Linked DNA regions of Homo sapiens: region 1 is linked to region 2. Evidence: chromatin loops called from intact Hi-C (ENCODE). Cell type or tissue: OCI-LY7. All regions are shown on one strand. Links, peaks and the distances in the headings refer to the core of each region. The heading gives the core; the rest is flanking DNA.

The links. Hi-C counts contacts between places; a loop is a spot of excess contacts. Peaks named below come from ENCODE experiments on the same cell type or tissue, not always from the same donor. Only the 100,000 strongest peaks of a DNase experiment are listed, where the experiment ranks them.
Region 1: a loop joins it to region 2, with 2.2 times the contacts of the local background. A loop is called at or near these places in 12 of 110 quality-filtered maps.

Annotation. Positions count from the first base shown.
Region 1 is chr13:37,652,829-37,658,210 of GRCh38, reverse strand. It overlaps TRPC4 (transient receptor potential cation channel subfamily C member 4), which reads left to right. Exons shown (of 11, transcript NM_016179.4): 7 at 2,928-3,123. Among named protein-coding and RNA genes, the nearest start is that of POSTN, 57 kb to the right of the region's middle. In OCI-LY7, for the core only: no CTCF peak of the experiment used is centred there; no DNase peak of the experiment used is centred there.
Region 2 is chr13:38,043,647-38,049,028 of GRCh38, reverse strand. The region is part of intron 3 of LINC02334 (long intergenic non-protein coding RNA 2334); the gene reads right to left. Among named protein-coding and RNA genes, the nearest start is that of LINC00571, 97 kb to the left of the region's middle. In OCI-LY7, for the core only: CTCF peaks have their summits at 2,851 and 3,054 (motif pointing right); a DNase peak (open chromatin) is centred at 3,088.

The DNA of each region.
Region 1 (5,382 bases), core at 116-5,115, 390 kb after region 2:
GAGAGTTTTCAGTTCATATCTTACCACAGAACAAGAAAAATATTAGTCACGTAAAGGCATTCTGAGATGTGATACTTTAAGTAATGATCCTTCAATGTATGGGCAATGTTGGTCTCAATAGATTTGGGAATTACTAATGACAAAAACATTTCTGAAAGCAGTGGCTTTGAAATGTTAACTTAGACTGATTTTTTAAAAATCCACCTGTTATCTGAACAATTCATTGAGAAACACTAAGGCCAGGGTCTTAATTCCTCTGAGAAATAAATATATTTTAGTTAAGTGGAACTAGTCTTTAAATCTCACCACTGACTTATTCCACTAAAAGAAGGAAAATAAAAGAAAGAAATAATCTATAAGTAATCATGAAATGTCACTTTATTTAGAATTTTCCCCTTTAAATTTTTTTAAACATCAATAAATATTTTGCAAAAGTATTTATTAATGTTTCCTAAAATTAGTAGTTACTATGTAGACAGGAGCAAATGTGTACTATTCAAAATAATAAGTGGTTTATTCTGCATCATTGTTTTTATTTGAAAAAGAACCTGTAATGGGGTTTATGTGGTAACATTTTACACTATATATTGTATAACTTATAATATTTAACTTACAACTTTCCTTAAATTGCTATTCATGTCAGGAAAACCAGCTGATTTTTATGTGTATACTCACAGTGAGAACATAAACTATTTGGAAAGAAAGAATACAATTCTTTCACATTAAATCCAAAGGACACTATGATTAATTTTAGAAGTTGTCTTTAAAGTTACTAAAAATAAAGAATTCATGGCCATGGGCCAAATTTACTTTTTCCTGAGAAATTTTCAAAGAGTAGCTTTAGTGGCCTTTGTCTAGGGCCAATGAGTCAGATTGAATTCTCTCTATTATTGTTGGAATCTGGCACCTGGGTTTTCCTCTAAGAATATGTGATCACCTCCTCGTAGAATGCACAGCATTCCATTTAAGAATCACAGTCTGGCTAAAGTTGATCAGATCAGTGCCCTTTCTCCTTCACAATAATCTGTTGTTCCGTCATTTTACAGGTCTAGAAAATAAATAGTTAAATTTTCTGTCTTAAAATTAGTTGCTCAATTAAAAATATGAAATTTTTTACCTTTTTAAAAAAGCAATTTCCATCCTGAATGCCAATTAGGCATATTTAGCTGGAATCTCCTGGTTATATGCACTAGAATTCACAGCTTATTTCAAGTAACAGGCATTTAGTTATAAAAAAACATGCAAAGAATTATAGCCCTTCAGTCTTCTGAGTAAGGGTTTATCTTTGCAAGGGCAGAACCTAGAGCAAGCCCCAGCTTTGGGAAGAGCCGGAGTTGACGTAGTGCTGGGCCATGGGATTGTTACTCTGTGTGTCAGCATTAAAATGAGTCAGCTACTTCATCCTTATTCCGAGTTTACTTATTGCCTGGCTTATTCATCCTCAATTCTCTGCTTCTTAGTTTGTGCTGTCTCAAACCTTTGGCATCCCGTCATTCCAGTGACTCTGACTCCACATCATAACCCCTGTCATCCCAACCCCTTTGGGCAATTATCTTGATATTTTTAAGGCAAACTTCTCTAGAGGGGAATTCTGATCTTTTTTGCCTTAATGCATGCCACAGGCCACTGGCCTTATATGAATTTTCTCTCCTTGGGTCACTTGACCATGATTGACTTAGTCCATGGAGGTATTGGGTGAGAAGCTCCAGAGTCTTACACAAGGACTACCTTTCCATAAAAGGGCATACAGGGGACAATGCCACTGGGGCTGGGAGTTGCCAGAAGCCATAATTGACTTGGTTCTGCAACACCATTCCAATCTAATGCTAATCTCCCAATAGACAGAAATCCTACCTCCTTAGTCATCATGCCGTGTATGAGAAGGTTTTCATTTTATTTTTGTAATTTAAATATAGTCTCATTTTAACGATTTACCAAGAAGTATGAAATCTCTATCATCGTTTTATTACACTATATTAATGTATTATTATGGTCCCTTTGAAACAAACAATTCTCCATTTGAGTTCAGATAGTCCTCAGCTTATTTCATTTTTTGGAGTAAGTTAAAGGGACATTATTTTCAATAAAATAGCCAGAGTTCATTCATTGGCTAGAATAAATAAAATGTTCCTTGAAATACCAAAAAAACCAAAAACCCATCAAATTTTATTACGTAAGCATTCTGAGACTCTTTACCATCTTACAAGATGCATTATGTCCAATTTTAGTTGTAAACATAGAAATCTGTAGTAATTATAATGTTCTCAATTCTCCTACAACCAAAGCAAAATCAGTAAAAGAGCAAACTTTTTAAAGCCTAAAATTTGGGATCTATCATTTATTAGTGATGACTTAGTGCCCTAGGACAGAGATTGACAAATGTTCTATGAAAAGGAGCAGATAGTAAATATTTTAGGTTTTCTGAGCCATATGTTCTCTGCTATAACTACTTTCTTCTGCCATTGTAGCACAAAAGAAGCTATAGAAAATGCATAAATGAATGAGAATGGATGTGTTTCAATAAAATTTTATTTATGGATATAGAGATGTGAATTTTACATAATTTTCATGTCATAAAATATCACTCTTTTGATTTTTTTCCCAACCATTTTAGAAAGTGAAAACCATTCTTAACTCAGTACCCATGCCACATTTGCCTCTCTCTGCCCTAGGAAACTAAATTTAGCTTTCAAAGCTCTTGGGAAATTTAAGTACACCATTTCTACTAGTTTGAGGAAAACAGTTTTATTTCACTCTTTTTATCGTTTAATTTTATAATTGTCCTAAAAGGTTATTTTACTGTTGATATTAATGTTTAAGTTAATTATATATATATATATATATAATCATGCCAAGCTTTATTGTTTTATCCCATGTATAATGATTCCATTAATATAGCTATTAGTATCATTTTATCTTTATTACAGGTTATTTGAGACACTGCAGTCCCTGTTTTGGTCAATATTTGGGCTCATCAATTTATATGTGACCAATGTCAAAGCACAGCATGAATTTACTGAGTTTGTTGGTGCCACCATGTTTGGGACATACAATGTCATCTCTCTGGTTGTTCTACTCAACATGTTAATAGCTATGATGAATAATTCTTACCAACTGATTGCTGTAAGTTGACCAGCTTTATTTTAATTCAATGTTTCCTCTAGAATGTGTTGTTCTTAGCTATACTCCATCTTCTTATCATCGTAAATAAAATCTATAATTAGCTATTGATTAGACAGATAAGAATTATAAATGGTTAATTTGAAATTTCTGAGCAGTAGCACACTATATGTAGCTATAAATTAATCTGATTTTGTCATGTTACACATGATTACAAAGATAAACCAAATCCATTTTGCCAGGCAGCCATTGGCTATGGGAAGTAGTAGCTGAGGTCTGACTAATAAACAAGCAGCTCATCTCTGCGCCGTGTACAATAGGTTTTGCCTCCTGTCGGTCCATTTAACCTACCACTCTCATATAAGCGAAGTCATCCCTACAGGGGAAGATACAAAAGATAACCCAGAGAGGAGTCTGGGAAGGGGAGAAGCCACAGGATTTTCAATTTCTTAAAGCTCAGGGAAAGCAATGTATTAAGAGAAGTAATATTAACTTCTGTAGGATAATACACGATACAATACATGTTTTTTTGAAACTCTGGAATCTAAACAACGTAGCACAAGTTATTTATTTATTCATTCAATACATAATTACTGGGTACATACTGTGTTTTCCAGTACTGTTCTGGGCACCAGAAATACAGCAATGCACAAGAAAGACAAAGTTGAACTTATCTGCTTGAACTTATATACTAGTGATATACGTCTAGGACCACTAGCAATAGCAGCAAAACAGAACTCTTAGTGGAATGAAATATAGTTAAGTCTTTCATATTTATACCTTAGACAAGTAGCATTTTATAATCGTAATTATAGTTTTCCCATTTTCTTCATAAATAATTACATTCCATTACACCTTTGAATCTATGGTTAAATCTCTGAAGTGTTATTACTGTTTTTTTGTCAAGCAAAACTCTGAATTTTACTTCAACCATCCTTAGGGAGGCAATTTTTCTCATAAGACACTCATCACTGATGAAAAACTGCATAGAACATGAGAATAGATGGTTTTTATTTATTGATTCACAGACTAAAGTATTCCAAATGCATAAAAAATTCCTCTGGAAATAGGTAGGTCCTAGGATTTGGAGGTTAATACCCGAATTTGTGGATACTTTGAATTTCATTTAAGCATCTTACGATCTGAAATTTTTATAAATAGACTCTAAATTTTTGTGTCAGAAGTTCTATATTCTCCTAATCAACATATTTCCAAAATGTGCGTTCTGTTTTCCAGAACGTCAGCAACAACAACAAATTAGAAGGCCTTTAATTATCAAGCTAGATACAAGGAAGCTGCCAGCAATTTGGATCTTTTAAAACATTAAATGTCCCAATTTCATCAAGGAGAAAACACTATTTAAGAATATTATGACATTTTCTTATTGCTTCTTTGTGAGGTGTGCTTTTCTAGGTAACTTCATTACAGAGATAAGAATCATCTTCAACTCTCTATTTAGACTTAGCCCAAACCCTAAGACTATGGAGAACCAAAGAGTCACTGAGAACCTGAGACAGGTGTGATTCCCAGGACTCCATGCATGAAGTCTCCTTGGGGGCACGAACATGCCAAGCATTTGCTTACACCTGTCCCAGAATAGCAGAATTTTCTCTTTTTCTTTCTTCCTTCCTTCCTTCCTTTCTTTTTCTTTCTTTCTTCTTTCTTCTTTCTTTCTTTCTTCCTCTTTCTTTCTTTTTCTTGTTAACTGTAACTCAGAGCCATCGGTAAACCATGAAAAAGAGGAAAATTTAACTGTTGAAAGGCAGAAGCACTTATGTAGGCCCCAACTAAAGACTGCTTTCCATTCACTCATTTGTTAATTGATTGAATATTTATTGTGCACCTACTATATGCCATAAACATGCTTAATTTTCGGGATACAAAGAATTAAAAAGTCCCTGTTTTCAACAAAAAAATGATATAGTAGAGATAAAAAGCAATAAATAATTTCAATATTGAGAAAAGAAATTTGAGGATGTCATGAAAGTATGGAAGAGGGGACCTTGACTGGGGTTGGAGATAGGAGGCAGCTCAGGACTGATGGGAGGCAGAACAGGCTTCTAAGGAGAGAGGATTCTTAAGCCAAGTTTCAAATGTTGACTAGGAGTTAGAAGGTGAGTAGTGGAAGGTGGATCTAGTCATCACCAGCTTAGAGCTTTTTATCTCCAGATTTTCTAAGCACCATAGACTATGTTATAGACCCTCTTAAAATCCTAAATCATGAACAAAGAAACCACTTGCTTAGTGATTGCAATAAGATAA
Region 2 (5,382 bases), core at 135-5,134:
TTAGAGAGGAATTCTTCCTCCTAAATGTTTTGGAATATTCACAGTAGGGATTATACCAGGTCTTCTTAATATGTCTGGTAGAATTCATCTGTGAATCCATCTGGTCCTGGGATTTTTCTGGTTGGTAGGCTTTTTATTACTGATTAAATTTCAGAACTCATTATTGGTCTGTTCAGGGTTTTAATTTCTTCTTGGTGCAATATTGGGAGGTTGTATGTTTTCAGGAATTTATCAGTTTCTTCTAGGTTTTCTATGTCGTGTGCATTTAGGTGTTCACAGTAGTTTCTAGGGGCTTTTTGTATTTTTGTAGGGTTAGTGGTAGTGTTCACCTTTGTCATTTCTGATTTTGTTTATTTGGATCTTCCCCCTTTTTTCTTTATTATTCTGACTAGGGGTCTATCTATCTAATCTATTCCTTCAAAGGATCAATTCTTATATTTGTTGAACTTTTGTACAGTTTTCTGCTTCTCAATATCCTTCCATTCAGCTTTGATTTTTGTTAATCCTTGTCTTCTGCTAGCTTTGAGGTTGCTTGCTCTGATTTCTCTAGTTCTTCTAAGTGTGCTGTGAGATTATTAATTGGAGGTCTTTCTAACTTTTTGATGTGGCATTTAGCAGTATAAACACCCCTCTTAATGCTGTTTTTACTGTGTCTCAGAGATTCTGGTATGTTGTATCTTTATTCTTCTTAACTTCAAAAAATTTCTTGATTTCTGCTTTGACTTTATTGTTTATACAAAGGTCATTCAAAAGCAGGGCTTTTAAAAATTTCCATGTAATTTTATGGTTTTGAGGGTTTTTTAAGTAATAATTTCTATTTTTATTGTGCTGTGGTTTGAGAGTGTGATTTGTATGATTTTGTTTTTGTTTGTTTGTTTTTGATTTCCTGAGGATTATTTTATGGCTAATTGTGTTTTCTCTTTTGCAGTGTGTGCTCTGTGCAGATGAGTAGAATATATATTCTGGTGTTGTTTGGTGGAGAGTTCTACAGATGTGTATTGAGTCCATTTGGTCAATGTTGAGTTTGAATCCTGGATATTTTTGTGAGTTTTCTGCCTCAGTGATCTGTGTAATATACTGTCTGTGGGGTGTTGAAGTCTACTACTATTATTGTCCAGTTATCTACATCTCTTCATAGGTCTCTAAGAACTTGCTTTATGAATCTGGATTCTCCTGTGTTGGATGCATATATATTTACAATAGTAACATCTTTCTGTTGTATTGAACCCTTTACTATTCTGTAATGTCTTCCTTTGTCTTTCTTGATCATTGTTGGTTTAAAGTCTGTTTTGACTGAAATTCGACTGTCAACCCCAGCTATTTTCTGTTTTCCATTGGCTTGGTAGATTTTTCTTCATCCCTTTACTTTAAGCCTATGGATCCATGTGAGATATGTCTGTTGAAGACAGCATACAGTTGGATCATGCTTTTTTTTTTTTTTTTTTTTTTTTTTTTTAGGCTGAAGCGCAGTGGCATGATCTCAGCTCACTGCAACCTCTGCCTCCTGGGTTCAACTGATCCGCCCGCCTCAGCCTCCCTAGTACCTGGGACTATAGATGAGCACCACCATGTCCAGGGCTAATTTTTGTATTTTAATAGAGATGGGGTTTCACCATGTTGGCCAGACTGGTCTTGAATTCTTGATTCACCTGTGTCAGCTTCCCAAAGTGCTGAGATTACAGGCATGAGTCACCTGCCTGGCCAGGGTCTTGCTCTTTATCCAACTTGCCACTCTGTGACTTTTCATTGGGGCACTTAGCCCCTTCACTTTCAAGGTTAATATTGGTATTTGCTGATTTGATCCTGTCATTGTGCTGTTAGCTGGTTATTATGCAGCTTTATTTGTGTGGTTGCTTTACAGTGTCAATGGTCTACGTTTTTAGTGTGCTTTTGCAGTGGTCAGTAACAGTCTTTCTGTTCTATATTTGGCACTTGCTTCAGGATCTCTTATAGAGCATGTCTGGTGGTACTGAATTCCCTTAGCATTTGCTTGTCTGAATAGGATCTTATTTCTCCTTCGCTAATGAAACTAAGTTTGGCTAGATATGAGATTCTTGGTTGAAATTTCTTTTCCTTAATAATGCTGAATACACACTCCTAATCTCTTCTGGCTTGTGGGATTTCTGCTGAATGATCTGCTGTTAGCCTAATGAGGTTTCCTTTGTAGGTGATCTGCCTCTTCTCTCTAGCTTCCTTTAACATTTTTTCTTTTGTTTTGGCCTTGAAGAATCTGACGACCATGTGGCTCGTGGATGGTCTTCTTATATAGAATCTCACAGGGATTTTCTGCATTTCCTGATTTTGAATGTTGTTCTCCATAGCGATGTTGGGGAAGTCTTCATAGATGATATCCTGAAATATGTTTTCCAAGTTGCTTGCTTTCTCCTCCTCTCTTTCAAGGATGCCAGTGAGTCATAGATTTGGTCTCTACATAATCCCATATTTCTCGGAGGTTTTGTTCATTCTTCTTTATTCTTATTTTTGTCTGACTGAGTTCAGAGATGTTGCCTGTGAGCTCTGAGATTCTTTCTTCAGCTTGGTCTATTCTGCTGTTAATACTTGCAATTACATTAAGGAATTCTTTAGTGTGTTTTTTAGCTCTATCAGATCAGTTTGGTTCTTTCTTATAATGGCCATTTTGTCTTTCAACTCCTGTATTGTTTTATTGTAATTGTTAGATTCCTTGGATTGGGTTTTGACTTTCTCCTGAATCTTGATGACCTTTATTCCTATCCATATTTTGAATTCTCTCTCTGTCATTTCCACCCTTTCTGCCTGGTTAAGAACCCTTCCTTGGGAACTAGTACAGTTATTTGGAGGAAAGAAAACACTGTAGTTTAGTTGTTAGAGCTCTTGCACCAGTTTTTTCTCATCTGTGTGGGCTGATGCTCCTTTAACTGTGGTGTAATTGAGTGCAGACTCCTTTTTTGAATGTTTTTTGAGGGCCGAGGTTTTGTGCAGGGTCTTTGTTGTTGAAATCTTGTCGTTGTTTTCACAGAGGGGGGTATATTAGCAAGCATTTTTGGAGTTGGAGTTTGGGCTATGATCCAGTAGATGGCACTGAAGTGTAATGGCCAGTAGGTGGGCTCTTGCTCCACCACGTGGCTCCTCTGTATTTCTTCATGATTGCAGCCATGCTCCCTCTCAGTGCTCTGAAAGTGTGGGCTCCCTTTCCCACTCCAGTGCTGGCTTAAGGTCTGGCCTTGGCACTCCTGGGCTGCACACTGCTGCTAGGGGCGAGCTAAGGCTTTATTTTCCCTCCCCAGCTTGAAGGCAACAGGGGAAGGGACCTTGGCAGTTGCTGTGGCAGAGGGCCTTTCACTTGTCTCTTGGGGCTCCACCCTAGAGAAATGCAGAGCCACTACTAATTGGAGAGATGGGCTTGGGATTGGGGCAGCTACATTGTGAACCCATGCCTGGAGGCCCTGCCTGGTGATGCGCAAGGGTGGCAGGGGTCTCACAGAGGAGACAGACTGGCCTCCTCTCCTTAGGGCAGCTGTCACTTCCTGGACATGTGGGTTAAGCACTCAAGGTCTCTGCCCCTTCCCCAGTCCAAGGGCAGCAAGGCAGTACCGCTGCAGTGGCAGTGGGAGAGGTGCTTTCCGTTGTCCCTGGGAGCCCTACTTCAGAGAAACGCAAGCCATTGCTACTGAGAATGTTCAGCCAGTGGGTGGGGTGGCTACGCTGCTAGCCCAAGCTGGAGGCTTCACTTGATGAAAAGTAGGAGGTCAAGGGCTCACCAGGAGGAACAACTGGGCTCCTCTCCATATCATGACTGTGTTGTGCTAGGAGTGTGAGTGAAGACCTCAGGCTGTTTGTTCTTTCCCCAGTCTGAGTGCAGTAAGGGCAGAACTGCTGCCATGACAGTGACAGAGGGGATGTCAATTGCTTCTGGGAGGCCCACCTCAGGAAAATATAGAGCCAATAGCAGTGGGAATTCTCATCCGGGGGTAGGACAGCTGCTCTGCTGTCCCCAACTAGGGGCCTTGCCTGGTGAACAGTGGTGAGTGGGGGCTTACGGGGAAGAGAGACTGGGCTCTTCTCCATATGGTGGCGATGGTGTGCTGGAGGGGCCAGTGTAAGGACCAAGTCCTTCGTTCTTTCCCCAGCCTGAAGGTAGTAAGGGCCATACCACTGCAGCTGCAATAGCAGAAGGCTTATGGATTGTCTTTTGGATTTTTCTCCTCAGAGAAACACAGAGCCATCACTGACAAAGCGTTCATGTGGGGGCGGGTTGGTTGTGCTGGGGGCCAAGGTCAAGAGGTGCTGCCCAGTGAAGAGTAGCAGGGGTGAGGACCCATGTGGAAAAGAGTCTGGCTGCTTTTCTGCAAGTCTGTACACTGTGCTGGGGGTCTATGTTAGTCCCCAATCACTGTGCTCACTCCCAAGACTGAGGGCAACAGGAGTGAGGGCTGTGGAGCAGCAAAAACAGCAGCCTGCCCATCCCCTCCAGGAGTTCCATGCCAGGGAAGTACAGATCTGTTCCTCAAGAGCCCAGGTGGGACTTTTGTGACCATGCTAGGATCCCAGGCCAGTCTGGCAACGGGCTGTGTAGAAGAGCCCCACAGTCCACCCACTGCTTAGCCCCATGGATTGTGTTCCTATTCTGAGGACATGCAAGAGAGCCTGTCCTCCCCCATTGCCGCAGCTGCAGCCATTGGTACCAGGGTGCCTGGGGATGAAAAGCTCCAAGGATTTCATGAGTGCCTGAGTGGCAGTTCTGCCCACACTCCATGTAGCTGTCTATGTCAGTCCAGAGGCCCTGGTGGGGCACGGGTGTCATGGGGGATCGCCTGGGCCCAGGGTTGCAAAGGTCTGTGGCAGAAATGTGACTCCCTGGGGACTCTCACTTACTAACCATGGTGAGGGCCATCTCCCGGCTCTATGCCACTTCTGGGTGAATGATTGTCCTGTCTCATTCTTCTGTTTTCTGTGTATTGTTTCCTTGATGAATCCCAATGTGTCCACCTGGATGGTCCACTCACCACTCTTTCTTCTCTTTGTGAGAGCAGCACACACCAGCTGCTTCTAGTCAGTCACCTTGAAAGGAGCTCATCTTTATTTATTTTTTTATATGCCTACGGTGGAAGATGTGGAAGATACATTAAAGATTATCTGAATTGTACTATCTTCCCTCAAAGATTGTTAATTATTCTCTGGCAAGTCCTTAAATTCAGGCACATCTTTTATTTATTTATGTATTTATTTTTTTAGACAAGGTCTTGTTCTGTCACCCAGGCTGGAGTGCAGTGGTGTGATCACTGCTCACTGCAGTCTTGACCTCCCAGGCTCAATGGTCCTCCTGCCTCTCAGCCTCCTGAGTAGCTGAGGCTACAGGCTCACACACCACCCCACTAATTACTGTATTTTTTGCAGAGATGA